4 separate regions of the Homo sapiens genome follow, and regions 2, 3 and 4 are each linked to region 1. A link is a loop called in an ENCODE intact Hi-C map of the cell type or tissue named here. Cell type or tissue: Caco-2. All regions are shown on one strand. Region 1 has its middle 55 kb from the start of UXS1. Region 2 overlaps UXS1 (UDP-glucuronate decarboxylase 1). Region 3 has its middle 96 kb from the start of CD8B2. Region 4 has its middle 55 kb from the start of CD8B2.

Region 1 (8,000 bases):
ATAAAAATCCAAGAGGACAGGGTTCAGTGAGCTTCCTGATAGCCGAACACATGGAAGCCGACAGGAAGGTGAAGAAAAACTCGCCCACGTGCTGGGAGGGTGGCGCACTCCAGCTCCACAGGATCAGAAGCTCCTGCATTTGGGACCCTTGCAGATCTCATCCTATATATCTCTTCATCTGGTTATCTGCATCCTTTAAAATATACTTCTTAGTATAACAGTAAATGTAAGCGTTTGAGTTCTGGGAGCCACTCTAACAAATTAATTAAATCCAAAGAGGGTGTTGTGGGAACCCCAACTTGAAGGCAATCAGTCAGAAGTTCCAGAGGCCTGGACTTGGGACCGGTGGGTGAGGGGAAGGAGAGAATAGGCTTGGGGACTGAGTCCTTAACCTGTGGGATCTGGCACTCTCTCCATGTAAATAGTGTTAGAATGGAATTGAAGAACATTCAGCTGGTGTCTGCTGCTTGGTTGCGGGGAAAGATCCCCATACATCTGGTCATAGAAGTTTTCTTCTGTGTAGATGATTGTTGAGATGGGAGAGTAGAGGAAAACATGATTTGAGGAGAGATTTTTCCCCATGCATATGAAGAAAAACTTTCTCTGCTGAATTCTACCAAATTTTCAAAGAACTCACTCCGATTCTTCTCAAACTCCTCCAAAAAATTGAAAGAGAAGGAATTCTAAATTCATTTCACAAAGCAAGCATACACCAAAAAAGTGTCTGAGACAGGTCTCAATCAATTTAGAAGTTTATTTTGCCAAGGTCGAAGATGTACCTAGGAAAAAGAGACGCAGTCATGGTAGGATTTGGAGCCTACACTACTTTTTGGTAGTGTTAGAACTGATAAACAAATTCAGTAAAGTTGAGAATGTAAAATCAGCATACAAAAATTAGTAGCATTTCTATGCACCAATAACAAACTTTCTGAAAATGAAATCAAGAAAGCAATTGTATTTTAAAAGGCGACCAAAAAAAAAAAATGCCTAGGAATAAATTTAACCAAGGAGGTGAAAGACCTTTACAATGAAAACAATAAAAGACTGATGAAAAAAATTGAAGAGGACCTAAAAATGAAAAGACATTCCATGTTCATGGGTTGGAAGAATTAATATTGTTAAAATGACCACACTATTCCAAATGATCTACAGATTAAGTGCAATCTCTATCAAAATATCAATGATATTCTTTGCAGAAATAAAAACAATCCTAAAATTCATATGGAACCACAAAAGACTTGGACTAGCCAAAGCAAACCTGAGAAAAAGAACCAAGCTGGAGGCATCACACTACCTGACCTCAAAATATAGTACAAGATAGTAACCAGAAAAGCACAGTACTGGCATAAAAACAGGTACATAGACTACTGAAACAGAATAGAGAACCCAGAAATAAATACATGTATCTACAGCCAACTGATTTTCAACAAAGACATCAAGAATATACATTGGCAAAAGGACAGCCTCTTCAATAAGTGGTAATGAGAAAACTGGATATCCATATGCAGAAGAATAAAACTAGACCCCTATCTCTCACCATATACAAAAATAAACTCAAATGGATTACAGACTTAAATGCAAGACCCAAAACTATAAAACTACCAGAAGAAAACATAAGGAAAATGCTTAGGTCATTGATCTAGGCAAATATTTTATGGATGAGAACACAAAAGCACAGGCAACAACGAAAAAATAGACAAATGGGATTATATCAAACTCAAAAGCCTCTGCACAGCAAAGGAAACAATCAACAGAGTAAAGAGTCAACTTGCAGAATGGAAGAAACTATTTACAAACTACTCATTTGACAAGGGATTAACATCCAGAATAAACAAAGAACTCAAATAACTCAACAGCAAATAAAACACAACAAAAAATAACCCTGTTTTTTTTAAATGGGCAAATGATCTAAGTAGGCATTTTTCAAAAGATCTACAAATGGCCAACAAGTATAAGAAAAAAATGCTTAATATCACTAACCATCAGGGAAATGAAAATCTAAACTGCAATGAGATTTCATTTCATCCCAATCAGAATAGCTATTATCAAAAAGACAAAAAATAACAAATACTGGAGAGGATGCAGATTAAAGGGAATTCTTACACACTGTTGGTGGATATGTAAATTAGTACAGCCGCTATGGAAAACAGTATGGAGGTTCCTCAAAAAACTAAAAATTAAGCTACCATATGATCCAGCAATCCCACTACTCGATATACATCCAAAGGAAAGAAAATCAGTATGTTAAAGAGATATCTGGCTTTCTGCCTCCACTACTGCCATGGTGCCCGTGAGAAAGCTTGTGGAGAAGGTGGGCAAAAAAAAAGCAGGTTCTGAAGTTCACTCTTGATTGCACCCACCCCATAGAAGATGGAATCGTAGATGCTGCCAATTTTGAGCAGTTTTTGCAAGAAAGGATCAAAGTGAACGGAAAAGTTGGGAACCTTGGTGGAGGGGTGGTGACCATCGAGAAGAGCAAGAGCAAGATCACCGTGACATCCAAGGTACCTTTTTCCAAAAGGTATTTGAAATATCTCACTAAAAAATATTTGAAGAAGAATAATCTTCATGATTGGTTGTGCATAGTTGCTAACAGTAAAGAGAGTTACAAATTATGTTACTTCCAAATTAACCAGGATGAAGAAGAGGATTAAATTTCATTTATCTGAAATATTTTGTATGAGTTCTTGAATAAAACTTGGGAACCAAATTGGTGGTTTATCATTGTGTCTCTGCAGTGTAGATTGAACAGAGAATTGGAAATCATAGTCAAAGGGCTTCCCTTGGGCCGCCACTCGCTTATTTGTAACATGATTTTTTTTATTTTTTATTTTTTTCTGCTTGAAATTTTCAGTTCTTGTGGTAATACTAGAGTAGAAGGAGAGGGTAACTTTACGGAACTGACAGACATTGGGCAGACAGATGAGGGCGTGGAGGTATGGACTGAAGGGAGTGACTGTTTTATTTTAAAAAGTGTGACTGTCAATTGTTTCTGTTGCTTTTCCCAAAGAATGATTCAGGGATACACGTGGGCTCCTCTCATTCATTAAAAGAAAAGGTGGCCAGGTGCCGTGGCTCACACCTGTAATCCCAGCACTTTGGGAGGCTAAGGCTGGAGGATCATGAGGTCAGGAGTTTGAGACCAGCCTGGCTAACATGGTAAAAGCCCGTCTCTACTAAAAATACAAAAATTAGCCAGGCGTGGTGGCAGGTGCCTGTAATCCCAGCTATTCGGGAGGCTGAGGCAGGAGAACTACTTGAACATGGGAGGTGGATGTTGCAGTGAGTCGAGATTGCACCACTGCAGACTCCGTCGCAAAAAGAAAAAAAAAAAGTGACATCTTTCTAAGATTCTCTGTCTGCAAAAATGACAGTGTCAATTGTCAATAAAATGCAGGTTTCTGGGCCATTAATCTTACTTTGATTTTTTTATTACAAATTTCTCTTCATGCACACAATTATGTCTACTAATCCTCTTCTTCCTAGAGAGAGAAACTGTGCTCCTTCAGCATTGCTGCGTAGTCTGTCACTCTCCATAAAGGGGTTTGGGGAATCTATTGTAAAAGTCCCAGGTTCTAAATTAACTAAATGTGTACAAAAATGAATGTGTAAGTAATCTGTTTCTACACGTCTTTGCAACAATCTGTCACTTTGGTCTCCAGCAGAGGGAGCTGGAGGAATAGTGCTTCCAGATGTGGCCTCCTGTGTGGGGCCTGAAGTGGTTGGGAAGCCTCCCATGCCAAGGAGAAGGGAGGTGCCTGGGAAATAGCTGCCTCATGCGACTTAGGCCATGACTGGATTTAATGTCAGAAGTCATTCTACAGTGGTGAGGCGCAGTGTGTGCAGAGGCTAGAGAACTGTGGAAGGGGGCTACCAAGGCTGGAATAAAAAGACAGAATTGTTGCCGTGAGTGACTTTGAAAGACCCTGGTGACTTGTGGTGCCCTTCTGAAATTTGAACAATAATGCAGAAGTGTGTGTTTTAGAATTTACGGTGTATAAAATTCATGTTTTTAAAAGAACTTGCCTACAGATGGTTTCCACACCTGAAATTGTGCTCTGTGAGTTGCATAGCTGGAAATTCAATGTTCAATCCTACTTTGGCTCCAATTTAACATTTGGTGCTCTGTGGATTGAGCTGAACGTGTTGAGGCTTTGCAATTTCACTTGTCTTAAAGGCTTTAGCATTTTCCATTCCTAGCAGATTTCTTTGAAGCAGAATTGCCTGCATATTTCTTCTCTGCCTTCACAGAAGGCAGAGTTTCTTTCAAACTTCACTGAGGCATCAGTTGCTCTGTGGCAATGTCCCTTACCATGATTATTAACTGTAAGTTTGTGGCTTGAGTTTACAAATTTTACTTGTTTGTTGCATTGATGTTCCCACGTAGTAAGTAATTTTTAGTTTGGTTGTGAAAAAACCCGGAGCTGAAGTTAGCATTTAAGTTAAAAAACAAAACAAAACAAAAACAAAAAAACTAGTTCCAGATTTAAAAACTTGTAATGAAATTGAAACTCACTGGTTTTTCTCTGAACTCTTGTAGTCAGGTTTTGATCACATTTTCTATTAAAGTGACTAACACATGGCTACAAAAAAAAAAAAAGATCTGCATTCCTGTGTTTATTGCAGCACTATTCATGATGGCCAAGATATGATATCAACCTAAGTGCTCACCAACAAATTAATGGATAAATAAAATGTGGTCTATAACCACAATGAAAAATAAAAATAAAAAATAAAATTCTGTCATTTACAGCAACATGAATGAACCTAGAGGATTTTGTGTTAACTGAAATAAGCCAGGCACAGAAAGATAAATACCACATGTTCTCACTTATAAGTGGAAGAATAAAAAGTTGAGCTCATAGAAGCAAAGAGTAGAATAGTGGTTACTAAAGGCTGGGAAAGGCAGGGAGGTGGGGAGAATAGGGGGAGGTTAGCTAATGGACAAAAAATTGCAGCTGGATAGGAGGAAAAAGTTCTAATGTTCTGTAGCATTGTAGGGTGACTATAGTTAACAATAATTTATTATGTATTTTTAATAGCTAGAACAGAGGATTTTGAATGTTCCTACCACAAGGAAATTATAAATGTTTGAGGTGATTGATATGTTAATTATCCTGATTTGAGCATCACACTTTGTATACATGTATCAAAATATCATACTGTGCCCCAAAAATCTGTGAAATTATTATGTGTCAGTTAAAAACAAAAAAAGAAAAAATCCATTCACCATATATATGAGACCTTTTTCTGACTCTCGATTCTATTTCATTGGATATGTCTGTCCTTATGCCAGTGCCTTCTGTTTTAATTACTGTAGCTTTGTAGTAAGTTTTGAAATCAGAAAGTGTGAGTCTTCCAACTCTATTCTTCCTTATCAAGATTGTTTTGGCTATTCAGGGTCACTTTCAATTCTATGTAAATTTGAGGATCAGCTTCCTCATTTGTGGAAAAGAAAAGGCTGTTGGAATTTTAGAAGAGATTGTGTTGAATTTGCTGATCATTTTCAGTAGTATTGACATCTTAACAGTGGTAAGTCTTCCTATCCACAGACACAGAATGTATTTTCAATTACTTTGATCTTTTTAATTTTTTGTAGTTTTTATCTTTTATAGTTTTCAGTGTATCAATCTTTCACCTCTTCAGTTAGATTTATTTCTAAGTATTTAATTTTTTAGATGCTATTGTAAATGGAATTTCTTCTTAATTTCCTTCTAGTGTATAGAAAACAATTTGTTTTTGTGTGCTGATTTTGTACACTGCAACTTTGCTGAATTCATTCATTAGCTCTGAGTTTTCTTGTGGATTCTGTGGGGTTTTGTATACAAAGAATTATGTCATCTACACACAGAAATAGTTTCACCTATTCCTTTAGATTTGGATGACTTTTTTTTTTTGAGATGGAGTCTCACTCTGTTGCCCTGACTGGAGTGTAATGGCATGATCTTGGCTTACTGCAACCTCCACCTTCTAGGTTCAAGCAATTCTCCCACCTCAGTCTCCCAAGTAGCTGGGATTACAGGCACCCGACATCATGGGGGGCTAATTTTTGCATTTTTGTAGAGACAGGGTTTTGCCATATTGGCCAGGCTGGTCTTGAACTCCTGATCTCAGGTGATTCAGCTGCCTCAGCCTCTCAAAGTGCTGGGATTACAGGTGTGAGCCATCGCGCCCGGCCACTTTGTTTTTTGTATTTTTTGTAGAGACAGGGTGTCACTATGTTGCTGAGGCTGGGCTCAAACTCCTGCGCTCAAAGGACCTGCCCACCTCGGCCTCCCAAAGTGCTGGGATTACAGGCGTGAGCCACCACACCCGGTCTATTTGCTTTTCTTGTCTAGCTAGAACTTTCAATTCAGTGTCAAACAGCACTGGGAAACTTTTTCTTGTGCCTTGTCTTAAGGGGAACTTATTCAGTTTTTTTTACCATTGAATATAATGTTAGCTGTAAGTTTTCCAGAAACACACTCTATCATGTTGAGAAATTTTCCCTCTGTTCCTAATTTGCTGAGAGTTTTGTTTGTTTGTTTGTTTGCTTGTTTTTGTTTTTTGTTTTTTGAGATGGAGTCTCACTCTGTTGCCGAGGCTGGAGTGCAGTGGCACCATCTCAGCTCACTGCAACCTCTGCCTCCCTGGTTCAAGCAATTCTCCCTGCCTCAGCCTCCCAAGAAGCTGGGATTACAGGTGCCCACCACCATGCACGGCTAATTTTTGTATTATTTAGTAGAGACGGGGTTTCACCGTGTTGGCCAGGCTGGTCTTGAACTCCTGACTTCAGCTGATTCACCCATCTAGGCCTCCCAAAGTGCTGGCATTACTGGTGTGAGCCGCTGCACCCAGCCGAGAGTTTTTATTATGAAAGGATGTTAAAATTCCTCAAATGCTTTTTCCATGTCAATTGAGATGATAATGTGATTTTTTTTCCTTTGTTCAAATAATGTGATGTACTACATTGATTAATTTTCTTCTGTTGAAACGTCCTTGCATTCATGGTAAAATCCCATTCAATTGTGAATAATCCTTATAGTATACTGATGGAGTCAATTTGCTAATTTTTTTTTTTTTTTTTTTTTTTTTGAGCTGGATTCTCACTCTGTCACCCAGGCTGGAGTGCAGTGGCATGATCTCAGCTCACTGCAACCTCCGCCTCCTGGGTTCAAGCAATTCTCCTGCCTCAGCCTCCAAGTAGCTGGGATTACAGGCACCTACCACCATGCCAGGCTAATTTTTGTATTTTTAGTAGAGGCAGGAGTTCACCATGTTGGCCAGGCTGGTCTTGAACCCCTGACCTCAGGTGATCTGCCTGCCTCGGCCTCCCAAAGTGCTGGGATTACAGGCGTGAGCCACCATGCCCAGCCTTGCTAATATTTGTTAAGGATTTTCCATCTATATTTATAAGCAATGTTAGTCTGCAATTTTCTTTTCTTGCAATATCATCTGGCTTTAATAGCAAGGTAATGCTGGTTTCACAGAATGCATAGCAAGTGTTCCTTGCTATCCCCAAAACTTCAATTTTTTGGATTATCTGAGAAATAATTTGTGTCAATTTCTCTTTCTTTAGTAGAATTCACCTGTGAAGCCATCTGATTCAGGACTTTTCTTTTGGGGAAGTTTTTTCTTAATTATGTTTACAATCACTTTGTTATAGAACTGTTGAGATTTTCTATTTCTTCTGTCAACCTACATAATTTCTATGTTTCAATAAATTTCTTCATTTCATCTAGGTTGTCTATTTTTTCATCTATTTTTCTATTCTCTTTTAATCCATTATTTCTGTAAAATCAGTGGTAATGTCTCCATTTTTACTTTTATTATTATTTTTTGCATGTTTAGAGCTTTATCATCAGTCTATGCATAACTAAAGTTCAAGGCAAATTTAATTTTGCTTAAGGGAACATTGTAAAGTAACAATTCTTGGTATTACATGCCTCACATGATCCATTTCAAACCATAGAGAATTATACCTTTGTGTCACTGTTTCAAGAGACAAACACATTTGAACA
Region 2 (8,000 bases), 150 kb before region 1:
AGCAAAGGTGACATGGTTTGCAAGAAATAGGTCACATGGCCAACATTTTAGAGTTCCCTGAACTTTAGAGTGTTGTGTAGGAACCAGGAGAGGTAATTTGGGAGAAGCACCTGAAATGACCCCAAGGTAGGGTTAAGGGGGAGGTCTCTGTGAGCTAAGAGGTTCTTGTGTCCACTGCCATCAACAGAAGCAGAACATCTTGAATGCTGGACAGTCCACATTGGAAACCTTGCATTTTAAATGAGATGGAACAAAACTGCTCAGAAAATCACTCAGTGACAGAAAGGGTAAGAGGTCCTACCATGACCTTGGCTGATGCACCAAGGAGGAGGCAGCTTAGGGGGTAGGACCATCTCCTTCAAATCCTTGGAGAGTTACCACACTGTAGAGGCATCACACTAGCCATGAATGGCCCCAGGTGGAGAAGTGAGGTCAGTGGACAGGTGTGCAGAAAGTGAGATTTCTGGTCCAATATGAGGAAGAGCTTTCTGCCGGCCAGAACTGTCCAAAGACAGGGTGAATTTCTCTGAGCAGAAGCAAGTTCACCAGCACTGAAACTGCTCAAGGCTGGATGATCCCTCCAACAGGGAGGTTCTGGGGCTGTGGGCAGGCATGCAGGGAAGGCGAGAAGCCATGAAGGTGGTCTGTCCGGCTAAATGACAGACATCATCAGCAACCGGAAAATTTTCCCTCTGAACAACCTCCATCTTCTAAAAATGCAATCAGGCCTTATAATGATGACCCGCCTGTTAAATAGAGAACGAGATGCACACACACGTCCACCTACTACCACCAAAAGGCTTCACACAATCTTAGACCCAGGCCCTTCAGAAGGTGGAGGGACTGATTACATCACTCACCCGTGCCTTGCAGATGTTTTACTTCTTTGTATACTCTTACTTTGTGTTTGTTTGTTTTTCCTCTAGTATTTAGCAAGCAACAAACACAAATGTCCTAAGTGTGCCGATGGCAAATGAAGCAAAGCCTGGTGCTGCTCATGGTTTCACAAATGAACGAAAGTCTGAGCTGTCCTGCAGAGTGGAGGGAGAGGAGCACTCACCAGGTTGACCGGGCTGCTGACGTTGCTGTTCATGAGAGCCACGAGGCCATTCACTAGATCGCTGGAAAAAAAGGGGAGGCAGGTGAGGCTCTGCCTGCTGGAATATGCTAGTGCCACGCACCACATAGAAGCCCTCCCAGAAGAAAAATTACCACCCCCAGGAGAAAACAAAAACCCAAATGGAAAATTGAATGTCGAAACAAAATCCTACAAACTAAGATGGTGTTTACAATGCGAAAGTATTTATGGATGAAATGATATATTTGATGTCTGGGATTTGCTTTTTTTGGGTGTGGTGGAGATAGTTAAATAGGATGGAAGCTGAGTGATGGGGCTGAGTTCGCCACTGCATTTCTGAAGTCCTTTAACAATTAAAAACTAAGCATAAGTTAAAACAGGCATACACTCAAAAAAGATGGAGTTTACATAAGTTTCCAAAGAAAATTCATGTTTAATGTGAACCCAGTAGTTGACCTGTACGAAAGCACATGATTACTTTTAAAAACAAGATCCACGGAAATGAACGAACTCCAGTATGTGATCCCCATACTGGCAAATCACAGATAAAGGCAAACAATACTGAGGGTTGAAATAAACAGAAACGTCACTCCCTACTCCCCCAACCTTAAAGTCGCCACCCCCCAAAACACCTCGTATGAAACGGTCAGGGATATTTGGATGTTTCAAATGGATTGTGATCAACTAGGCCATGAAGGTGAAGATAAGTAAGCAAACTTTCGCTTACCAAGGTTTGGTTCTTATTTTCAGAAGCTTTAAAGTGTGGCTCTGTTAAAACAAAGTTACTTCGTAAAAATGACACCTCACTGCTAAGCACAAGCACTTTTTCTACGCCAATTTTCCATGAGCTACAATTCTTAGAAGACTTTTAAAGCTCTGACCCTTCTCCTTCTCCTCCTCCATCGTTACCAGTGAGGAGCAGGTCACTCTGGGTCAGGATAAACTTCCAAAAGAAAACCGCAGATAGGTTTTGCTTTCAATTGAAAAAACCTATTGGGGTATTTCGTAAATCAGATATTTCTGCGTTTTCCTTTACGACAAATGCGTATTTCATATGAACATGCTTAAAATGTTCTATTCTCAAGGATCAAGCACAAATGCAAATCCCTGCTAACCTTGGATGATTTCTCCTTTATAGAAACTAGCAAAAAGTCACTTCATCACTATGGCAGTATTGCTACATTACAATAGTGCACTCATGACATACATCTGTGCAGGTTTATAAAAAGACATTAAAAGCTGCCATTCCATTGCATCCACAATATGATTTAATATTGAAACTGGGGGGTGGGGTTTATCTGAGTTGGAAGAAGGGTGACTCTCAGGCAGTCATCCTCAGTGGGGCAGACGGGAGAGCCATGGGCCTTTTACATGACAAACTGGCAACTTTTAAGGTCAAAATTGCATAGATCACATTCTTTAACCTGAAGCTCTTTACAAGTGTCATTTTGACAAAGTGACTTTTAAAAAATATAGCATGCCTTTGTTATGTAAATGAGGACAAAACCGGCCATGAGAATATTAAACAGAGTCATGCCAAAATGCCGATGCGGATGGCCACCTAGACCTCAGACTCCCTGCACTGTTGTTTCGAGGCAATCATGGGTTTGGGGAATGGTTAATTTAGTACAGTAACTATATGGACCCAGACATCGTGCATTACTAAAAGACGCTCAGTTCCTAAAAAATTGCTTGTGAAAAACATCAAAACTTTGGTCAGTTAATGAACTCATCTGAGTCCTCAATAACTAAAAAGTTTAAGTCAGGAAACCCTTGCCCAAGTATGGCAAAGTCCCTGAAGCCTCATCATCTCAGACTCTGCTAATGTGAAACCAGAGAGGATCACCAGAGTGGGGAGTAAATAAATACTACTGAAGTGTTATGAAATGGGTTTTCTAAAAGGGTTAACAACCATGTGTCTAGGGAAACTGCTCATGCCCTCTTTTCAAGTAGTCAAGTGGTGTGGGAGAGGACGATGCATGTGATGGCAGCTAGGAGCATGAGCCACGACCATCAAAGCAGGCACAGGACAGTGACCAGGCCATCAGAGCGGGCCAGGGTGCATTTTGTCCTGAGCTGGGACAGCACATAGCACAGGCATCACTGAATGCTCAAAATATTTTAGTCCTAGCAAAAAGAAAAGTCTCTGAGGCTATTTTAAATGAATTTTGCACACAATGCCCTTGAGATAATGAGAGCAGAAAGAAGAATGGGTCCTGACTGGTTTCCTTTTACCGCACAACATCTCATTGATATTCCATGTGGTGTGGGGGCTGGAGAAGCCTGGGCGCCACTGGTGAGGCAGCCCGAGGCAGGCACACATAACCGAGGACAGCAAGACTCCCTCAGAAAAGGGCACAGCTGGGTGAGTGGAGGAGGATGGGATAAGAACGCGTCACTATGGAAAGACGGTACTCAATCCAAGGGAGGCCCACAATTTGGTCCCCATACAGAAGTGTGCCATGATAGTTTCCTCCAGGGACATAGTGCCTACGTTAAGTGCTTTGAAATGAACACAGTCCCAAAGCGGGGGCAGCTGCCATTTCCCTGTTAAATCGCTTTTTAGAATATGCATGCCTATTTGGGCCACAAAGTTGGTTATAGTACACTTCTGGGCTTTTGCCCCTTGAGGCAAGATATTAATGGGTGGGGAGGAAAAAACTACTGGCTGTGTAAATGTTTACTCACAGCTTTCTTTTGGAGTAAATGGAAATTCACAAATACTTTCAGCAAAAATCTACAGTGGTTATTTTGATTTCTTTTTAAAATTTTATTTTACTACCAGTTCCATTTCTCCACGGGACTCCTACCCAGGACCCCTACCTAAGGGTCCTGGGTAGGTACAATTTTATGTGGTTGCTTTGGCTGAGGTGGGACTTGGGGGCTGCCCCGACCTGCACAACAGCCACCATCTCACCCTAGTGCCCCTGGGATGGCCCTAAGACAGCAGGAATAACACTTCCTGATTGACAGGCATACTGGGGTATTTGCAATGAAGAGTGAAAATATGTGGGTTCAAAATATAGAACTGGGTTTTACAACAATTCAGGATACCAGAAACTTTCACAGAATTTACAATAGCCACATACTGGTGGATGCACTTTGGCATACACAACTGCTTCTATCCTAACTACTCTGAGAATCCACACTGCCTTCTAAAATTAATCACCAACGGAATGGAACAACAGAACAGTGGGTTTATAAGGGCTGCCAAGAAAGCAATAAAAATCACCACGTGAATCTATTCAAAAAATATATTTTTATCTGCATTTAGTTTCAGCGTGAAATTCAACATAAGAACACTATCTACCTTGTGCCCTCCACAAGGACTATCTCCTCCACCCCGCGAGCCATGTTTGCAATGGGTCAGATTCTGGCATTCACAGGTCTGCTGGATGCAAAAGGCCATCTCTTAACTCCACCTGCGCTGAAATCACCCAAGTCACCCTCAGAGCTGGGCAACTTCACCCACACACCGCTAGGTGGCAGTAAAAGATTAGCACATGAGTCACGATAGTCATGGAGATGAATGCAAATTTTAACTTTTAAACAGAGAACAGCAAGTTTTCCCATCATAAAATTAAAAATTTTTAATCAATATATAGTGTTAGCGTTGTGGAAATGGTTAACATATACAAGACACTGAACTGTCTGTCAAGTTGGCATGACCCCTGCTCCAAAGCACTGCTAAGGCTGGGGCAGGGCAGGACAGTCTTACCTGACGTACTGGAACGCCCTTGTCTGAGACCCGGATCCGTATACCTGGAAGGAAACCAACAGTTAGGCCTCCTGATAAAACCACACCCGTCCTGCGTAGGTGTCCTTGAAACTCCAGGGGACACAGTCCGACCTTGAAACTGATCCCAGGGGGCAGTGATGCTGACTCAAAGCATCTAGCACCACATCCCGCACTCTACTTCGAGACCATGCCTTGACAGTGAGATGGTGGCAGCAATACCTAAAGTGTGCACCTGGTATAGCTGTGTAAAGTTTTCCCTCAAAAGACAGTGCCTGAAGGAATTCGCTTCTGCTGGAGTCTTACGATGTGTCAGGCATCATGTGAGGCTCTGGGGGGCTGTGACCTCAGAGTCCAGCTAGGTGACAGATCTACACACAAACATTAATACATGCATTTAACTGGGGTTCCTCACACTGACTGCCCAACAGCAGAGCTGGGGATGCCGCCCAGGCTGGTTCACAGACTGTTTGGGATGAGGCCGGCATCTCCTGGTATTGTTACAGCTAGCTCCCCAGGAGATTCTAATATAAGGCCAAGGTGGAGAGGCATGCAGGAGACTCTGAAAGTGATGCGGAGGTGGCAGGAGGAGGGTCACATTCCCCTTTGTTTCCACTGCACATTTGCTCCACACTTCCATAGCTTGGCTTGTGTTCTTTGCTCTGCCAGCTGAGACCGTCTTGTCTACTTTCCACCTGGCAGAGTGCTACTCATCCTTTAGGGACAAGCTCTGATGCCACCTCCTGGAGAAGCTTCTCTGGCTCATTGCCCAGGGAAAGCCCTTTGCCAACTGCCCCCAACTGTGAACTCCCCAGAAGGACTGGTGTCCGAACCCCCTTTGCCCTGCTGGAGCCCAGCACGATGTGAGGTGCGATACCAGCATGGGATGAGCATCTGCTGAATGACCTGCGGAGCGCCACGGATCACGCCACTCACTGAGGCGGAGACGGCAACAGAGGTGCTTGGGGAGATCTCCTAAGCGCGGCATCACAGGAACAAGAGTGCCCTCGGGGGTTTTGTTTGCTTGTGTACCTCCCTGTGGTGGAAAGCAGGCAGCTGGGAAGAAGGGACTGCCTTTGGGAACAAGCTTGATTATAACAACCCTGGGGTCTCTTCCCGCCTGACAGCAAAAAAGAGCCCCTGCCAGCAGCTCTGTGAACAGCACCAGCCCCCTCAGCACCAGACACTCAGCCTGGCTTTCCCAGAGCTCCCCGCTCCAGCTCTGAGAAGGAAAAGGGGAAGGATCAGGTGGAGAAGAAAAGCACACGCATGGCCTGGCGCGGTGGCTCAAGCCTGTAATCCCAGCACCTTGGGAGGCCGAGATGGGCAGATCACCGGAGGTCGGGAGTTCGACACCAGCCTGACCAACATGGAGAAACCCTGTCTCTGCTAAAATTACAAAATTAGCTGGGTGTGGTGGTGGGCGCCTGTAATCCCAGCTACTAGGGAGGCTGAGGCAGGAGAATTGCTTGAACCTGGGAGGCGGAGGTTGCAGTGAGCCGAGATCGTGCCATTGCACTCCAGCCTGGGCAACAAGAGTGAAACTCCGTCTCAAAAAAAAAAAAAAAAAGCACATGCATCAAACCCCCTGAAAGCCTTATTTATTTATTTAAAAAGCAGGTTCAAAGGCTATCTCTGTTTTCTTAATAAACATTTATATGCCAATTCCACAGGTGTATCAGTTCTATCTATGTAGGTTCTGTTCTTGGGGGGAAGGCCTTACACTGAGAAAAGGCTGGGGATACTGAGGAATGGGGATTCCTGTCAACACAGAAACTACAGCTGCAACAAATCTCAGTAAAGGAACATTGAGGAAGGATGGGCATGGGCCTCTTGGAAGCAGAGGGGAATTCCTTGACAGTTCTGCCTGAACCTGATTCTCTGGCCTGGCTGATACTTCTGATACATGTGAGGAAGGTAGGAAGCAGTGGGCCTGAGTTGGTAGGACAGGAGGTCCACCCACTGCCAGCTCCCTCAGCCTGGAAACTCCCCTCTACACCAGTGCCGTAGGTGTAACTCTTTTTGTTTTTTACAACCTTATTTTGGAGATGAGGTAATGGAAGGTCAAAGCGCTGGAGTGACCTGCATTCAGCAGAGTGAAATTTATCTTGACTCCAAGTTCAGAATTCTTTTTCCTGCCCTATTGTGTTCATAATTTCAGAACTACCTGTAGATTTTTTTTTCTTTTTTCAAACTGTGGCTCTCAGGCTGGCACCAGGCCATTCTCCAACCTCACTGTAGTGAGTATCGGATTTAGGCAACTCCCGCGTCACAGGCTCCTCCACAGGTGGGTTTGGGGCTGTGCTGCTGTCCTGCCCATTGCCTCTGTCTGCATCCGGGGCTCTGCTCTCAAAGCTGAGCGCACAGATGCACCTCTGCTGCTTGTTTTGCACCTTCCCACCACACTCAGTCAGGGCCACTGTGATGGTGGGCTCACCAGTCTGCTAGTGCATTCCAGCCACATTCACAGAAAGCCCACCTTTGTCCAGAGCGGCAGTGGCCTTCAACAAGCCAGCCGAGGCCAGTCTTCAGTCTGATCTAAAGCCCAGGCTCACTCATCAGAGCAGCGGTGTCCACTCACACACCGTCTCTCAGAGAGGAGCCATGGAAGAGCACAGTGGCAGCTTTCCATTCCACCGAAACATGCTGACCCCAAGCCCTGGAGGAACACAATCCAGGGCAATACATGCTGGGTAAGCCCCCCGACCGGGATGGGTTAACTAGGCTGCCAGGGTCAGGATGTGAAGAACCACGCCAGGTACCTGCTCAACCAAACAAGGGACTTGTGGTGGAGACATTCAGCAGCTTGAATATCACTTAATCCCAAAGGGCTGCAGCCTGGGAAGTCCAAAAGGCTCCCAAAATAACCTGCAGTCTGCTGGGTATTTCCCACCGTTGACTCATTCATAAGTGCACTGGAAGGAGAGTTACGACTGTGGGTGCATTTCCCTGCGTGACTCGCCAGGGGCAGCTCCCCACCCAGCCAGCACCGACACAAGGTTCATCTGCAGGCACCACGGTCACCGGGTAAGCTATGCTGCCTTCAGGTACGGTGACAAAAGGTGCTCAGCAGCACTCCCTCTGAGGTCCCACCTGAGGCCCAACTGGGCCTCAAGGAAATAGTCCCTAGTACAAGAGGAGGCTGTTCTGCCTGGGCTGCAGTGGAAAGGCGTGGATCCCGTGGGA
Region 3 (8,000 bases), 330 kb after region 1:
GCTTGACGGAGAGACAAGTGTATGGGCAGATTTGAATTCAGATAAAGAAAGAATGTGAAAGTATCTGTGTAAACTGTAAACTAAGTTATCGATACAGTGTAGGTTTTTTTCTGCACATAAACACGATGTACATGATTTCAAGCTAGCTCAAATTTATGAAAACTCCCAGACAGCATGAGAAATAAGAAGGAAGCAAGAGAGCAACACTTCCCCTTGCTTGCTGCCCTGTGGGTCATTGCTCGCTAACGTCCAAGGTCAAAGCCCTTGGCCGAGGGGCACTGCTGGCAGCCTCTGGGCTGGCTGACAGAAAAATACACTACCACTTTTCATCTTGGTGAGTGGTCTGGCGACCTAGGGTCAAAACCGCAGCTAAAGAGATCTGCTGACAAAAAGGCAGAGTGGAAATTATCTAGATGAATCCAACCAGCTGTTAGAAAAACAGAACAACCCTGCTCTGAAGGTGACAGCAGAGGCCAGCCAGGCGTCTGTCTTTTTCCTCGGACTGGGGCCAGCTTTAAATGCAGCCAAATCAATCCATTGTACAACGGTGAACCAGCCAGTCCATGGTGCCTCTGGTTATCTCTAGGATCATCTCGTATGTTGGTAGCTGGGGAGATTGTGGCACCCCATAATAACCAGGCAGCCTGCTCTCTTACACAGGTGCATAGTGGATGCTGCTGCTCAGAGGCTTTCGGGAGTGGCCCTTCCAGAACCCTCTGAAGGTCTATACTCCAGGCATCTGAGGTTCCCCACCAAGGGTTTTGTTTGCTCTGTTTCATGCTTGTAACATGCCAGAAGTGCAGGGCAGTTGACACCACCAGGAGCAGCCACTAAAGCAGGTAACAAGAGCCGGTGTGCCCAGCATCCTTGCCTTCAGGAGAGGCAGCCCTGGGGTGTGTCCACACTGTCCAGGAGACCCAGCCGGTTGGGGCCCCAGCTGCCTACAGAGGAAACCACTCATGAGCATGCCTTATATCCCTCTCCTCCCCTCCCCTCCCCTCCCGTCCCCTTCTTTTCCCCTTGTTGAAAGACTTTCACTCATAAATCCACAAATCAGAAAAAATTCTTCGTTGGGCCATACGTCCATCTTTTTTCTTTAAAATACTGTTTCTGCAATATTAAGCTTAATTACTCCTATCCGGGTTATACTTAATGCTAAATTGTCGTAATCTTAGTGCCGAGTCCCCCCAAGCAACTGCAGTTTTGCTAGAAGCTCTTTAGCTCAGCTCCTCTGAGGGCTCTGCCGTCTGTCCCTCAGCTTCCATGTCCTGTGGCTCCCCGGATGGCAGTGGCTTCCTCAGCCCCTGCAACGTTACCTTTTATGCTTGTGGATTCTAATGTCTACCAAGCAATCCTCACTTAGACTCAAGGAAGAAAACTGGGTGAATACCCCAATCTCGCTGCAAGGCCCACACCTCACAGGTGATGACAGGGGCAGGAAGGAAGCCACACTGAGTGGAGGGTGCTGCCGTGAGCCTGCCCACCGCGTCCTGGTTTAGTCGCTAAACTTACATTTCCCTGATCTTGTCAGAAGTTCTCTCTAGGGAGGAAATGTTTTGGATATTCACCTCATTTTGATGGTGAGCGGCTTGAAGCAGTTTGGAAGTTGCTGTCAGTACCGAAGCCCTTCAGATCTTCACGCTAATTTCCGTACAAAGAACTGCTAGGGAAATTCCTACTCTGTTTCTCATCTTTATTGAAGCTTAAACTCAAATCCTTGAGCCTGTGAAACATGTCCTTTTCCTCTATAGACGCTTCATTTTCACAACCCTGCACGAAAACTGCTTAGAAGCATTCCTTTCCATCTGTCACCCTCCTTCACTTGGGTTTCTTCATTCCTAGTAGGGTTTCTTCAATTACCTTCTGCAGAATAGCACTAGGTCCAGTCCCCAGGGATCGGCAACGTATAAGCCCACAGCCAGCACCGCAGTGGAGCCTTCTGTTCCTTCCCATCCCTGATGAGATGAGAAACTTGAGTGGCAGATTTGCTGGGAACCGGATCGCAGGGTTGCTTTTTAGCCACCCCTGTCTATCAATCTGCCTTTTCCCTCAGCATGTGCGCAGTAATTTATCCAGCTCTCCTTCACTACACTTTGTTTGGAGTGTGTGTGTGTGTGTGTGTGGGAGAGAGACAGAAAGACAGGGACAGAGAGAGAGACAGAAAGATAGAGACAGAGAGAGCTACAGAGAGTTAACTGAGATACAGAGACAGAGGTCAGAGACAGAGAGATAGGGAGATACAGAGACATAGAGACAGACAGAGATAGAGACAGAGATCAGAGACAGAGAGAGGCAGATAGACAGACAGAGATACAGAGACAGAGACAGAGAGAGACTGAAAGATAGACACCCGCCCCCCCACACACACAACGTATTTCTTCAATCAGTTTCATTTCCATACCATAGGTTTTATGCTTAGGGGAAATCTCATTTCTTCCAGATAACCCTGGGCTTTTCAAGCCTCTAGTCTAAATTGCTTCTGTGAGGATTCATTTATCTCTTTTTCCATAACCTGAGTTTTGAACTTCTTGTCCGTTTTCTCCTCCCAGTGCTTTCTTTTCCTTTTAGCCTGGGAATGGAGTTTTAAAGCTGAGAGTCTAGGTGGACCGCAGGGGAGTCCTGCACAGCACCGCCTCCACCCCACGCATGGCAGGGAGACCTCGCTCTCTCCGCGGGCCCTAGAGGTGCTGCGCTGCTCGCGGCCGGCAGGAGGAAGCGGGCCTCCCTGCTGTTGCCTAGGATATGTCCCGAGGTGCCTCCCATCGGACATCTTACGTGGGTGTTTTTGCTGATGCGTTTTTGAAGCTCAGTTAGGTCAAGGAAGTGCCTATCTGTGATTGAGCTTGGGAAGCACTCAGGACATATCTGGCATTTTTCTGGCTCATAACCAAACAAATCACAGCGCCCCTCCACCACAAAAAAAAAAAAAAAAAAAAGAAAAAAAAAAGAAACAAATGCCTTGGCTTGTATGTATGGAGTAAACGGACCAAAGTGGGGTCAGATATCTGCTTCTGTGAGTTCGTTCAAGTGGGGAGAATCCTCCTAACTGCAAGTGGGGCTTGAGCAGATGCCCGTGCCCGGCTGATTCTCCTACATGGAAAACTTCCAATTTCGCTCGGATTCAGGCTGCTTCTGGAGCTAGTCTCCCAGCTGGGGGAAGTGAGCGGATGCTGCCATCTAGAGTCAGGATGAGGTAAAGCGGCCAAACCCCTTGGGTTAGCGTTTTCTATTTCCTCTCGCTTTAGAATTCTCTCATTATTTGTTTTATATTCTTACATCGCATTGACAATACCCGGAGGAAAGAATTCCAGGCAATGATTCTGTCCTTAGCTGTCTGGTGGGATGCTATTTATTCACATATCTATAGACTCCCCATGTGTGCCTTGCACAGTGCCAAAATCTCTGAATTCAAGTAGACAATAAATATTCTTGTCAAATAATCTGTGCCCTAAGGTCACTTATTAAATCAGTTATTTAAAAGGAATGAGTTTATCTGTGAAACCAATTTTAGAAAGGATGATAGCTGGGTCATTGGTTACATGCATTTAAAATGCTTACGTATTTGACAAATTCCAAATTCCAAAGAGGCGGCGCCTGTTTACCTCTAACAGTGTGTAAGGGTACCTTTCCCTCCAACACTGCAAACATTGTGTATGGTCAAGCTGGTAAAACAATTTTTACTTGGATATGTGAAAAAGGATCTCTTATAATAACTAGTTCGTGAATTTTAAAATGTGAGGTTGAAATTGCTAAGAACTTATTTAAAGTCATCTATTTATGTATTTATCTATTTAGGATTGTGTCCTATCATGTCATTTGCTTTATTTTTATTAGGTTTTTGTTTTACTTTTTGCTATTGATTTGATACTTTTTTTATGTCATAAGGAAATTGGGTTTTCGTTAGATTCCTTGTAAACACAGTTTCTCCAGTTTTCACTTGACTTTTGCATTTGCCTATGTTTTGAAAATAATTTTGTCTTGAAGGCATTTTGAAATACTCTGGTTATGTCCATGCATCTTCTCCTTTATGGCTTTTGGCCTTGGGAGTACTGTTGATCTAGATAAAGAGATAAACAGAGTCCTGGCGCCTAGCTAGTGATAAATCATTTGCTGAATGATGAGTCCTTCCATGAAGCCTTTTTGTGATTGTGCTGATTTTGCATCCTTCAGATGATCAGTGCGGATACTTTCCCTGCCCACACTAGAAGACCATTGGCCATGCCCATGGCAAGGAATAGAGTGGAGGGAAGTCCCAGGGCGTCAGGCTCCGGCTCCACTTCTCTGCAATGCTCCTGGCAGGTCCTGCATGCCTCCTGTGACTGCTGTACCTCAGGTTCCCTCCTTTCCTGGTGTCAAAACTGTGGCCTCAGGTATGCACTCCCATCAAACATAGCACAATCCACAAAGAGGCTATGTCTTTCCATCAGTGCTTTTCAAGAATTAGGAGGCTTCTTTAAAACAGCACCTCACCTGTCATGGCCCAAGTGCGTCAGGTGCCTGTGCGTGGAAACACAGAAGCTGGAAGAGGCCTTGGCGGGCTTAGGATGGAGCGAACCTCAGCTCTTCAAAGGCAGGGATGCCTTAGGCATCTAAGGCAGATCTGTTAACAGAATAGTCAGTCCTCAGGTTAGCTGTCGGACACCTTTTAAGTAAGAAGGGCCCACTGATGTGGTGGCAGTGAGAGGTGACAGCAGCCTAGCAGCCCTCGCTCACTCTCAGCGCCTCCTGGGCCTCGGTGCCCACTCTGGCCGCGCTTGAGGAGCCCTTCGGCCCGCCGCTGCACTGTGGGAGCCCTTCTCTGTGCTGGCTGAGGCCGGAGTCAGCTCCCTCTGCTTGCGGGGAGGTGTGAAGGGAGAGGCGCCGGCGGGAACCGGGACTGAGGGCGGTGCTTGCCAGCGCAAGTTCCAGGTGAGCGCGGGCTCCGCGGGCCGCGCACTCCCGGGCAGTGAGGGGCTTAGCACCCGGGCCAGCAGCTGTGGAGGGCGCGCCAGGTCCCCCAGCAGTGTGGGCCCGCCCACGCCTTGGTCGAATTCTCGCTGGACCTCAGCCGCCTCCCCGTGGGGCAGGGATCGGGACCTGCAGCCCGCCACGCTCGAGCGCCCCACCTTCCCGCAGTGGGCTCTCGCGCAGCCCGAGCCTCCCTGACCCGCGTTGCCCCCTGCCCTGGGGCGCTACCCCCTGCTCAGGGGCGCTGGGTCACCTCCACCGCCCAAGGGCTGAGGAGTGCAGACCTGCGGCCTGGGGGACTGGCGGGCAGCTCCACCTGCACCTGGGGCGGGATCCTAGTGCGCTGGATCCTAGGGCAGGGGATACACTAGGGGAAACCAGCTGAACCCCTGAGTCAGGTGGAGACTTGGAAAACTTTTATGTCTAGCTGGAGGATTGTAAATGCACCAATGATCACTCTGTGTCTAGCTTGGGGTTTGTAAAGGCACTAATCAGTGCTCTGTGTCTAGCTAATCTAGTGGGGACTTGGAGAACTTTTGTGTCTAGCTAGAGGATTATAAATGCACCAATCAGCACTCTGTGTCTAGCTCAGGGATTGTAAACACACCAATCAGCACCCTGTCAAAACGGACCAATCAGCTCTCTGTAAAATGGACCAATCAGCACCCTGTCAAAACGGACCAATCAGCTCTCTGTAAAACAGACCAATCAGCTCTCTGTAAAATGGGCCAATCAGCAGGATTTGGGTGGGGTCAGATAAGGGAATAAAAGCAGGCTGCCTGAGGCAGCAGTGGCAATCAGGTTAGGTTCTGTTGTGGGGCTTGTATGGCTTGTTTTTTTTAATATTCGCAGTAAAGCTTGCTGCTGCTACTCATTTGAGTCCGCAGTGCTTTCATTTGAGTCAGCTGTACCACTGACTGCAGAGGTTTGCTGCTTCACTATTGAGGCCAACGGGAGTACGAACTCACTGAGAGGAATGAACAACTGTGGACGCGCGGCCTTGAGAGCTGTAACACCGCGAAGGTCTGCAGCTTCACTCGTGAAACCAACAAGACCACGAACCCAGCAGAAGGAAAAACTACGAACCCTTTCGAACATCAGAAATAACAAACTCTGGTCACACTATCTTTAAGAATTGTAACAGTCACTGTGAGGGTCCGCAGTTTCATTCTTGATGTCAGTGAAACCAAGAACCCACCAATTCCGGACACAGCACCAGGTCCAGATTGGCAAGAAAGGACCCTGGGCTTGCTCAACCGAGAGGGACAGGAGAACTGGGAGGGCAGCCTTAAGGAAGGGTGTGACCCAGAGGCTGGGCCAGGGGGCGGAACCATGAAGGACGAGCGTAATGCCTGGCTCCTTCCACCTCTGTTCATCACCACTCTTTTTGCTGTGATTCCAACAACATTTCCTATACGTGAAAACATTTTGAGGGAAGACTCACGAGAATCGTTTCACGAACTTATAAGCAAGAGTTCAGAGAAGTCCCAACGTAGAAAGTAAGTAGATAAAAGTCAATTGTTTTCCTTACACTGCAATAATAATGTTGAATATGTTATGGAAAATATTTTGTTTACAACAACAAATAGACTAAGCCAACAGAAGCCATAAAATCGTAGATAAAAAAACTGGTATTTACCGGAGGATCACAAAAGATTTCAGTAAAAGGAAAGATAGTATTTCTGCAGGGAAGAGTACTGCAAGTATGTCAATGCTTTTGACAATGATTTTATATTTGTTACTTAGAATGAGAGGTAGGTTGTGAGCAGGTATGTGTTTGGGGAAGGTAAGTTAATAAGCGTGGAGTTAAATGAGTGGAATGGGGTACGGTGTAGATAGTGCGTGGGTTTACACGGGGTGTAGGTGGGTAGTGGGGTCCGGTAGGTAGTTGAGTGAGTCAGGGCCGAGGGTAGCGAGTTGTGTGGGCTAGGGGTGGATACTGAGTAGGGGACGGCAGCGTGTGGCTTAGAATTGTTGCTTGAAAAATACTCTGCTTTGTTGAGAAGACTGTTTTGAATCTAGTTGTGTTATACTATAGTAGCAGTAGAAATTTTAATTGCTTTAAATAGATTTTATGTATGTATTTATGTATGTATGTATTTCATTTATGTATGTATGTAAGAGGGTCTTCTTACTCGGTGGCTTAGGCTCAGTGCAGTGGTGCCATCAAGGCTCACTGCGGACTCAAAATCCTGGGTTAAAGCAATTTTCCCACCTCAGCCTCCTGAGTAGCCAGGACTACAGTATCATCATGCTCAGCTAATTTTGTATTTTTGTAGAGACGGGATATTGTTGCTTGTAGATGTTGCCCAGGCTGGTTTGGAACTCCTGACCTCAAGCAATTTTCGTGCCTCGGCTTCCCACGTAATAACTGCGTGGGTTTAGATAGTGTGTGCTGTTGGTTTTTCTAGGTGACATTTGAGAGTTTAATTATTTTGCCTCATTTTTCTTTGGCCATACAGATCTAGCCAAGCCTAGAATACTCAGTTTGGCAGAGGACAATTGGTCCCTTTTCTTTCCTTTTTCTTTTTTTTGTTAATGGGATTTTAAAAAAATGTATAATTGACACATTATCATTGTACAAGTGTATGGGGTACAGTGTGATGTTTCAATGCACACAATGATCAAATTGGAATAATTACCACATCCATTACTTTAGACGTTTATTCTTTGTGGTGACAACATTGAGTATCTTCTGGTTATCTTGAAATATACACTACATTATTTCCTATGGTCACCCTACTGTGTAACAGAAATCATTCCTCCTAACTGTGACTTTGCCCGGATGACCAACTTCTCTGGTTCCCTGCCTCCCCCCTGCTCTCCCCAGCGCCTGGTCACTATTTTACTCTATACCTCCATGAAATCAACTTTTTAAGGTTCCAGATAGGAGTGAGATCCTGCGGTGTTTGTCCTTCATGCCTGTCTTATTTCACTTGACGAGAGTCCTCTGGGTTCACACACTGCCCCTCTTTGGGGTGAGCTTGCAGTGTTGTGGATCAGCTGCGGGGTATCAGCCTCCGGGCGCTGTGGTCCCGGTCCTCTTGTGCTCC
Region 4 (8,000 bases), 290 kb after region 1:
AATAACACTTGCCAGTGATTTGAGAAACGGGAAAATACGGTATAGGCAGGGTGGTCAACTCAGGGGCTGAGGAAGGTTTAGGCTGTGAAGGGGAATTTTGAGATGGAGCCTTCAGCCTATGTAGGCTATGTATACATGAAGAATATTCATCTTGTTGCTTTTTGCTTGAAACGGTACACAAATGGCCTGCTTTTCTCTTTACTTGTTCTTAAAATTGATCAGAAGTAGCTTTCTTGGCTTGTTTCATAAGATCTTAGGACTTGAGCATCTACTATTAGCAGTGATTAAAATTTCCCCATGTTGTAATAAGGGTGACTGTGAATCTGTGTGGCACTTGAGATCTCACAAAGTGCATTTACCTTGGAAAATTCACCTTTGCGCTATCTAGAGCCGAGCAGTGTCCTGAGTAGGAATTCCTGTCTGTAACACCCTTCCCCACCTCCTACTCCCCAGATGTTCACCTGCATGTCACTATCTCTGGTAATAGCTGGCTTCCGTGTGTCCAGGCACTCCTGGGTCTTGGCCACATATTTTCAAAGGTCTGGCTCTTGGCATCTGTGCTGAGCTTGGACCCCTCCCTCTTCATATTATGCTCTCCACCCACCCACCCTTCCACACTGCCTCAAGGCTTCCCCTGGGGGCCTTCCTTGCCCTTCCTCATCAGGCCGGGCACTGCCATCTGAAACAGTCTCATATGCAGTGTGTCCCCCTCCCAGAGCTTGTGCACGGTGTGACTGTTTATCTGTGTGACTGCATGTGTGTGATCAGTAGCTCATGAACTAGTGACACATGAGGACTTCAGAGCCGGGTTCTTGCAGCTGGTGTGTGCTGGCTGAACTTCTGACTCTACCTGGTCACAGCGCAAGTGAACACGTGTTCACTTACACACCTTGGCCTCACTCATTTCAGGGCCAGGGCAGTGCCTGCCCCATGGAGTTGCTGTGTTGATGAGTGAGGCACATGAAGCACTTAGCAGAGTGCCTGGTGCCCCCACAGCACTCGGGGCCCATGTGTGGGTCTCACCTGTGTGCTGAGACCTCCTGTGTCTCTTCACCACTGTGTCTCCAGCAGGTATCACAGCACCTAGCACAGGGCAAGCTCCTTATAAATTTGTGAAATAAATGGATGAATAAGTGAGTTCAAGGGGAAATATATATATTGGTCCCAAAAGGCAAACATATTTATATTTCTAAAATTTAGAGAACTACTTTATGGAATTGAAGTAAAGATGTTTCTTGTTTCCACGCCAAAACATGGAAAGTTGATGTACTTGGGACACAATACCATGTGTGCGGTGTGCTCATCTTTTATTCTGAAGACAAATAAGGGGTCTTACTGTGGAATTAGGGGGCCACACGGGGCTGCAGCTTCTGGGCATCATTGCTCTTTGCTGCTTAATTCCAGCTTACAGGATGTTTCACACAAACACCAAAAACATTTTTAAGATGGACCATATCATATTTATCATTGTCTCTACAGTGTTTGGCTTCAATGCATCAAACTTCAAAATATGTGTTTGCTTGAATTCCAATTTCTTGACGGATACACGGCTTGGAAACCAAGCCTCCTTTGGCTGATAAAATAAGAACAGAATCTGACACTTAAAAAATTATTTAAGCTTTGCCAAGTGGGAAAAAAAAGTGTATTCTCCTACTGCTGAGCATCTTGGCTAACTTAATCACTGTTCCCGTCACTGAATCTCCCTTTTTTGTCATGGGACTTCCTGATCGTTAAATCTATTTCATAGTAAACATAAGTGAATTTTGGTTTATTGTTATTCTTGTTTACATTGAGAATTAATTTTGAGTGGAAATTATATACTTCATGTTATGTAGATGAAGTTAGGGTGGATGTTATATTCCAATAATTTTATGGCTTGAAAGAAATTCAATTTTGTTATGTGGAATGATTTCCTAAGAATGAAAAAAGAAAATGACAGCTTCAATGATCAAAGAAAGAATCATGCAGAGAATCGTTTATGTAGACCTCTCAAATTAAAAAAAATATCCAAGTATTACTGTTTCTTAATTATGTGGTCTCAAGATGAGTGTTGGAATAATTATGTTATTAGAAACTCAGCCTTTGTGAGAAATTCGTATTTTCATTATTTTATTTAAAAAGCTTTTCAACATTTCTTACTGCAAAGAAATGACAATTAGCCCTAGGAGACCAGCCCACCAAAGGCGCATTAATGTCAATCTCAAAACAGATAAAAATAGGACCAAGAATGAAGTCAACTGGCAGTACCACTCCCTCATTTAGCAAGTCGGCTTGTTGTTCTGGGTGAGCCAAGCAGGCAAACCCCCTGCTTTCAGGACTTTCACAGTCTTGAGGGGGAAAAAGTAAATCAAGCAAATAATCATCCAAATACTCCTTTTTTTTTTTTGAGATGGAGTCTTGTTCTGTCACCCAGGCTAGAGTGCAGTGACGCAATCTCAGCTCACTGCAACCTCTGCCTCCTGGGTTCCAGTGATTCTCCTGCCTCAGCCTCCTGAGTAGTTGGGATTACAGGCGCCTACCACCACGCCAGGCTAATTTTTCTATTTTTTGTAGAGATGGGGTTTCACCATCTTGGCCAGGCTGGTATCGAACTCCTGACCTTGTGAACCACCTGCCTCGGCCTCCCAAAGTGCTGGGATTACAGGCGCAAGCCACTGTGCCCGGCCCCAAATACTCTTATAACTACCTTTTGCAGTAAGTATTCAAAGTGACAACTAGCGGGTGTCTTGAAGGCATATCAGGGGAGCTTCATTCGGCTGGGGGAGTGGAGACAGCCTTTTGGGGAAAATGACCTTTAAGAGACTCAATGGTCCACAGGAGCCCAGCAGGAGGAGAGGGAATGAAGAGTTTTGCAGAGAGCTGGATGTGCAAGGGCCCTGTGGTGGGCAGGCTTGGTGGGCTGGGGCAGAGGAAGGCAGGCAGGTGTGGTTTGAGGTAGGCCACGGTGGCACGCTGGCTGTGTGACAAGGTCTGCAGCATGCCTGTTTGTATCTGTGTATCACTAGGACCTCCCACTAACTCTAGATCCCTCTCCGTCATTCATGCTCAAAATTGGTCAGTTTCTTCTCTCTTGTTGGTGGTTAGTGACCCCCTATGGAAGTAGGGCCACTCACTCCTGAATGTGAGGTCAAACGTCCTCTTCCCCCAAAACCAGATTATTTCCCTTTGGTTAGGGCAGTGGTATTCAACCAAGGGGCAGTTTTGCACCCCAGGGCACATTTGACAATGTCCAGGCACATTATTGGCTGTCAGAACTTGGGAAGGGGATGCTAGTGGCATCTAGCGGATATGTTGCTAAACATTGTGCAATGAACAGGACAGCTCCCACAACCAGCAATCACCTGGCCCAAAACGTCAAAGGTATGAGGTTGAGAAACCATTTTAGAATGCATTTTTCAAACCGTAAGATGCGACCTGTTAGTGGATTATGAAATCTCTCTCTATTAATGAAATAGAGACCATACAAGGTGGGAGTGCATTACATATTGTATGTATGTTTGCATTATATGAATGTCCACCACACATGCATGTATATTTCTGTATATTGAGTGGCATTGTGAAAGGCATTCTTTATTGCAGGTTGCAGTTTAAAAAGTTGGAAAGTCACTGGAATAGAGAACCTACCAACATATTTCATCCCTTCTATCCTTCCAACTCCACCACGAATCTGCCCTATCTTGGCAGAGCTGTATCCAGAGCCCAGGCATGGCTTCAACTACAGCCTCTGCCAGCCATCCCATTGCAGTGTAAGCTAGAGGTCAAGGCTGTTCACTCTCTGGCGGGACCACCGTTCCCCATGGCTCAGCCTTCACTCTACCTCCAGCCAACTTTTCCTTCTTCCAACTCTCCATAAACTTTGTCTTGACTGTTCCCTGTCTGATACGCCACTTGCCACTTTAACTGGTCAATTCTTACTTAACCTTTGAAGACAAACCTTCAGCCTCCCCTCCTCTGTAGATCCTCAGGGACTTCAGCCCTTGTAGAGTTCACGGTCTCCGTCTCTGTTGTCTGCACAGCATTTTGCGCATCCCTCTGATATAACAGTCATTATCTGGGGTTCACGGCTGGTCAGCTGTGGGCTCACTGCGGGCAGTAACTAGATCTGACTTCTCTTGCCATCTTTGGAAACTAAAAGAGTGACTTATACACATATGAGGTGCTCAAAGGCATTTGACTAATACAGTCATGAATAGAGATTGTTACTTAGAGTCCTTATATTACTAATTATTTTGTAAACTGAAATATATTTTTGTGAGGAAAAACTCTCAATATATATCCTGGATTTTCATTAATGTGCATTTTCTTCCACTTTCAAGTTAATTCTTTTTTTTTCCTGATTATTTAACAAATACATGCCTATTAAAGACAACTTTGGGTAGACCAGAAGGATGTAAAGAAATCCTTCCCCATGAAGGATATATATTATGTAATGTATAAAATAGGTTATATAAATATATAGGTATATATTATATATGAAGTATATATTATATATGAAATATATATTATATATGAAATATATATGAAACATACTATATATGAAATATATATGAAATACATACTATATATGAAGTATAAATAAATATAAAAGTATATACATTTTACATATGTATATGTACGTATGTGTGTATAAGTGAATACATGTGCGCCCATCATCCAGCCCCGGCTTATCAACTGAGCAGTGCCCCTAACATTTCCGTACGTTGCTCGGGGTCAGGCTAGACTCTGCTGCCCCCGTGTGTTCCAGCGCAGAACTGCATAAAGAAAGAGGAGCGCTCGGCCATGCCGCACAGGTCCGGGAGGTTCGCGTTAATGTACCCTGTTTTTGAGCCCAAGGAACAAGTATTTAGTCATGATTGCCACTCGTTATAGGCTCTGTTAACAGTGTAAAGAAAGTTGGAAGTTCTCTCCTGAGAAGAAGTAACTTCAATGCGGAAGGACCCGGGCTTCTCATGTTTCTCTTTGTATCCCGACCGCCGGGAACTGCCTTACCTGCAGCTACAAAGTCCTGCAAGTGAGGCTTAGGTATTTTCAAATAAAATATCAGGCTTGGCGGAGTGGCTCACGCTTGTAATCCCAGTACTTTGGGAGGCTGAGGCCTCCTGGGAAGATCGTTTGAACCCAGCAGTTCGAGACCAGCCTGGGCAATATAATAAGAACCCCTCTTTACAAAAAAATAAAATAAAATTAGCCGGTCGTGGTGGCACCCACCTATGGTCCCAGCTACTTGGGAGGCTGAGGATTGGAGGATTGCTTGAACCCGGAAGTTGAGGCTGCCGTGGGCCATGACTGCACTACTGCACTCCAGCCTGGGTAACAGGGCGAGACTCTGTCTCAATATAAATAAATTAATTAAACAAAATAAAGAATATAAAAGTAAAAAGAAACAAAATATCCAAAGCCAAGACTGCACCACTGCACTCCAGCCTGGGTAACAGGGCGAGACTCTGTCTCAATATAAATAAATTAATTAAACAAAATAAAGAATATAAAAGTAAAAAGAAACAAAATATCCAAAGCCTGTCAATCCATGATGTAAATATCAGGATCTTCTGAATTCCAGTAGCCCTGGACCATGGAGAACCCAGTGAAATTACTCTTATTGACTGGAGCTAGGGCTGTCTTAGTTGGACAGTTTATATTTCAAGCTTTCTATGAGTTTCACAGGTTCCATGAACTTGGATGGATTTCTGTGGATTTGTGCTTATACACTGAAAGTTTTGTGATGTACATTGCCCATCTTTTGCATCTGATTCGATTGTTCTTCTCTACTCATGAAAGTCCTATTTTTCTTCCAGACCCAGATCTTGTGAACTGTTTTCACATTTCCCCATGGATGCCTAGCAAGGGACTGGGACTGCCTGATCCGCTTTGGTCAAGAGCACGTGGGTGGCCTGTGTGCAGGCTTATCATCAATAATTGCAGGACTTGGTGGAGTATGGTTGAACAGGTGCTCAGACTGCATGCGTGTCTAGCGAGGCCATCCTGAAGCTGCATGGGAGTTGTAAAAAAGTTACCAACAAGTTTTTAGTTATTTGAATAGGTTTTTGAATAGATTTGGAATGTGGGAAGCAGTTGCAGAAATAAACGTCTTAATGACTAAATGTAGCTTGCTGTTTTTAGCCCAGTTTCACAGATCACAACTCTGACCATACTAGTGGGTAGTTTATGTGTCTTCTCATGCGGGGAGAGCCGTTCAACTCACTCCTGAGGCTTAGGCCCAGGTTGGAAGGGGACGGACTCCCAGCTGGGCTGTTGGGGTCTGGCCTCCTCTCAGCTTCCTCTGGAGGACAGACACAGCCCTTCCAGGCTACCTTTCCAGACACTGTCCAGTCGAATCCACTTTCTTACTCATGACCCGAAGCAAGCCACTTCAGCTTCTGATGTCTCCACAACCTCATTTGCGAAATAAGGGACTAGGCTGGACGGTCTTTGAGGCCTCATCCAATTCAGAGATTCTGGATCCTGCGTTGGAGAAGTGAGGGAGCCTGGTGTGAACTGGGAGAAGGCAGAGGGTGGGAGTGGGCTGTTTCTGTCGGCTCTCTGAATGGCAGTAAAAGTCCGGGAGGGGACCTTCAGGAGTCATCTCACCTCCTGGAGGTTTTTTTGGGTGTTGACTGTTGAAGGCATCCTCCAGAGTGGTTCTCCATAGGTCTGGAGGCTTGACCTTTGGGGGATGCTTGTAGAAAGCTGGTTCTTCAGTAAACTTTCAGTGCTTGCAAATGCAGACGCTGAGCCAGAGCCCCCCAACACTCAGAGGAGGATCATGCCCAAATGTCCTCAGGTGAGACGTCAAGGAGCACCTCCCACCTGGTGCAATCTTCACTCTGCATGGCTGGTGTCGCCCCCTGTGGGAAACACAGGGGACATGGGAAGCCATGCTGTTGTCACAGGGTTTGCTATGCCATCCTCTGCAGGACGTAACCACCTCTGTAGTAGGCTCCTGCTAAAAGCCAGTAGGATGCTGACAGCAAGTACTAGCAACAAGTGTTTAATCCATATTCCGAGCCTGCCACCGTCTCCTTTCACTGATATGACTCACATGGCTATAGCATCGCACAGTGAAGAAAGCAGACCCTGGCGATGTGGAAAGGAGTAGAATTGACCGCCGTAATCATTAAATGTCACCGTTTAAATAAGAATTGAACGACCTCTCCTTCTGTGGACTATTCACAGACCCCACACACTTGACCTCACTGTTTATTGTACAGGGGATTGAGAACCATCAACAGATGGGTGCAGGCCATATGGTAAAGGGTAGGATAGCTTTCCAGTGGGCATCAGTGCAAGCGGTTACAATTCCAGGCCTCTCTTTGTTGATCAAGAGGATCCCAGCACTTTGAGAGGCCGAAGATTGCTGGATCCCAGGAGTTCAAGACCAGCTAGGCAATATAGTGAAACCCCACCCCTACAAAATATTAAAATATTAGCCAGGTGTGGTGGTATGCGTCTGTAGCCCCATGGTCCCAGCTACTCAGGAGGCTGAGGCAGGACGATCATTTAAGCCTGGGAATTTGAGGTTGCACAGTGAGCAATGATTGGACCACTGCACTCCAGCCTGGGTGACAGAGCAAGACACTATCTAAAAAAAAAAAAAAAAAAGAATTCCATATTGTTGTCTACTTTTTCGTTAAAACACACTCTGCTTCTGCAACAATATAGTTTTCTCCTGCTTTTCTATCTCCTTGGATGAGTCCTCTTTCAGCAATCACATAGATGGCCGACAAACAACAGCTGTAGTAATAATTATTATTATTTATGCCTTACTGCCACTACTCTAACTGAGGCCACTGACATGCTTTACCGTAATTATGAGCACAGCCTCCTCACAGATTTCTGGTCCTCTAGTCAGTCAGCCACCCATCCCAGTCCTGTCTTCACACGGCATTCCAAGCAATCATTTATAAAGGCAGCTTCTGAACATGTCTCTTGTCTGCTTAAACCACTCTAATGCCTCCTGTTTCCCATCCCAATAAGGCCTAAACCCTTTCGGATGGCTCACA

The links. Peaks named below come from ENCODE experiments on the same cell type or tissue, not always from the same donor. Only the 100,000 strongest peaks of a DNase experiment are listed, where the experiment ranks them.
Region 2: a loop joins it to region 1, with 17 times the contacts of the local background. A loop is called at or near these places in 13 of 110 quality-filtered maps.
Region 3: a loop joins it to region 1, with 9 times the contacts of the local background. A loop is called at or near these places in 10 of 110 quality-filtered maps.
Region 4: it touches region 1 in a loop (26-fold over the local background); 11 of 110 quality-filtered maps call a loop at or near these places.

The regions. Positions count from the first base shown.
Region 1 is chr2:106,245,090-106,253,089 of GRCh38, forward strand. It overlaps the pseudogene RPL22P10. Among named protein-coding and RNA genes, the nearest start is that of UXS1, 55 kb to the left of the region's middle. In Caco-2, no CTCF peak of the experiment used is centred here; a DNase peak (open chromatin) is centred at 3,646.
Region 2 is chr2:106,099,998-106,107,997 of GRCh38, forward strand. It overlaps UXS1 (UDP-glucuronate decarboxylase 1), which reads right to left. Exons shown (of 15, transcript NM_001253875.2): 11 at 4,797-4,840; 12 at 1,061-1,121. Among named protein-coding and RNA genes, the nearest start is that of ECRG4, 38 kb to the left of the region's middle. In Caco-2, CTCF peaks have their summits at 4,562 (motif pointing right) and 4,761; a DNase peak (open chromatin) is centred at 4,524.
Region 3 is chr2:106,579,568-106,587,567 of GRCh38, forward strand. No RefSeq gene overlaps it. Among named protein-coding and RNA genes, the nearest start is that of CD8B2, 96 kb to the left of the region's middle. In Caco-2, a CTCF peak has its summit at 3,165 (motif pointing left); DNase peaks (open chromatin) are centred at 2,724 and 3,134.
Region 4 is chr2:106,538,197-106,546,196 of GRCh38, forward strand. It overlaps a transcript of CD8B2 not described here. Among named protein-coding and RNA genes, the nearest start is that of CD8B2, 55 kb to the left of the region's middle. In Caco-2, a CTCF peak has its summit at 4,718; a DNase peak (open chromatin) is centred at 4,735; H3K4me3 peaks cover 396 bases.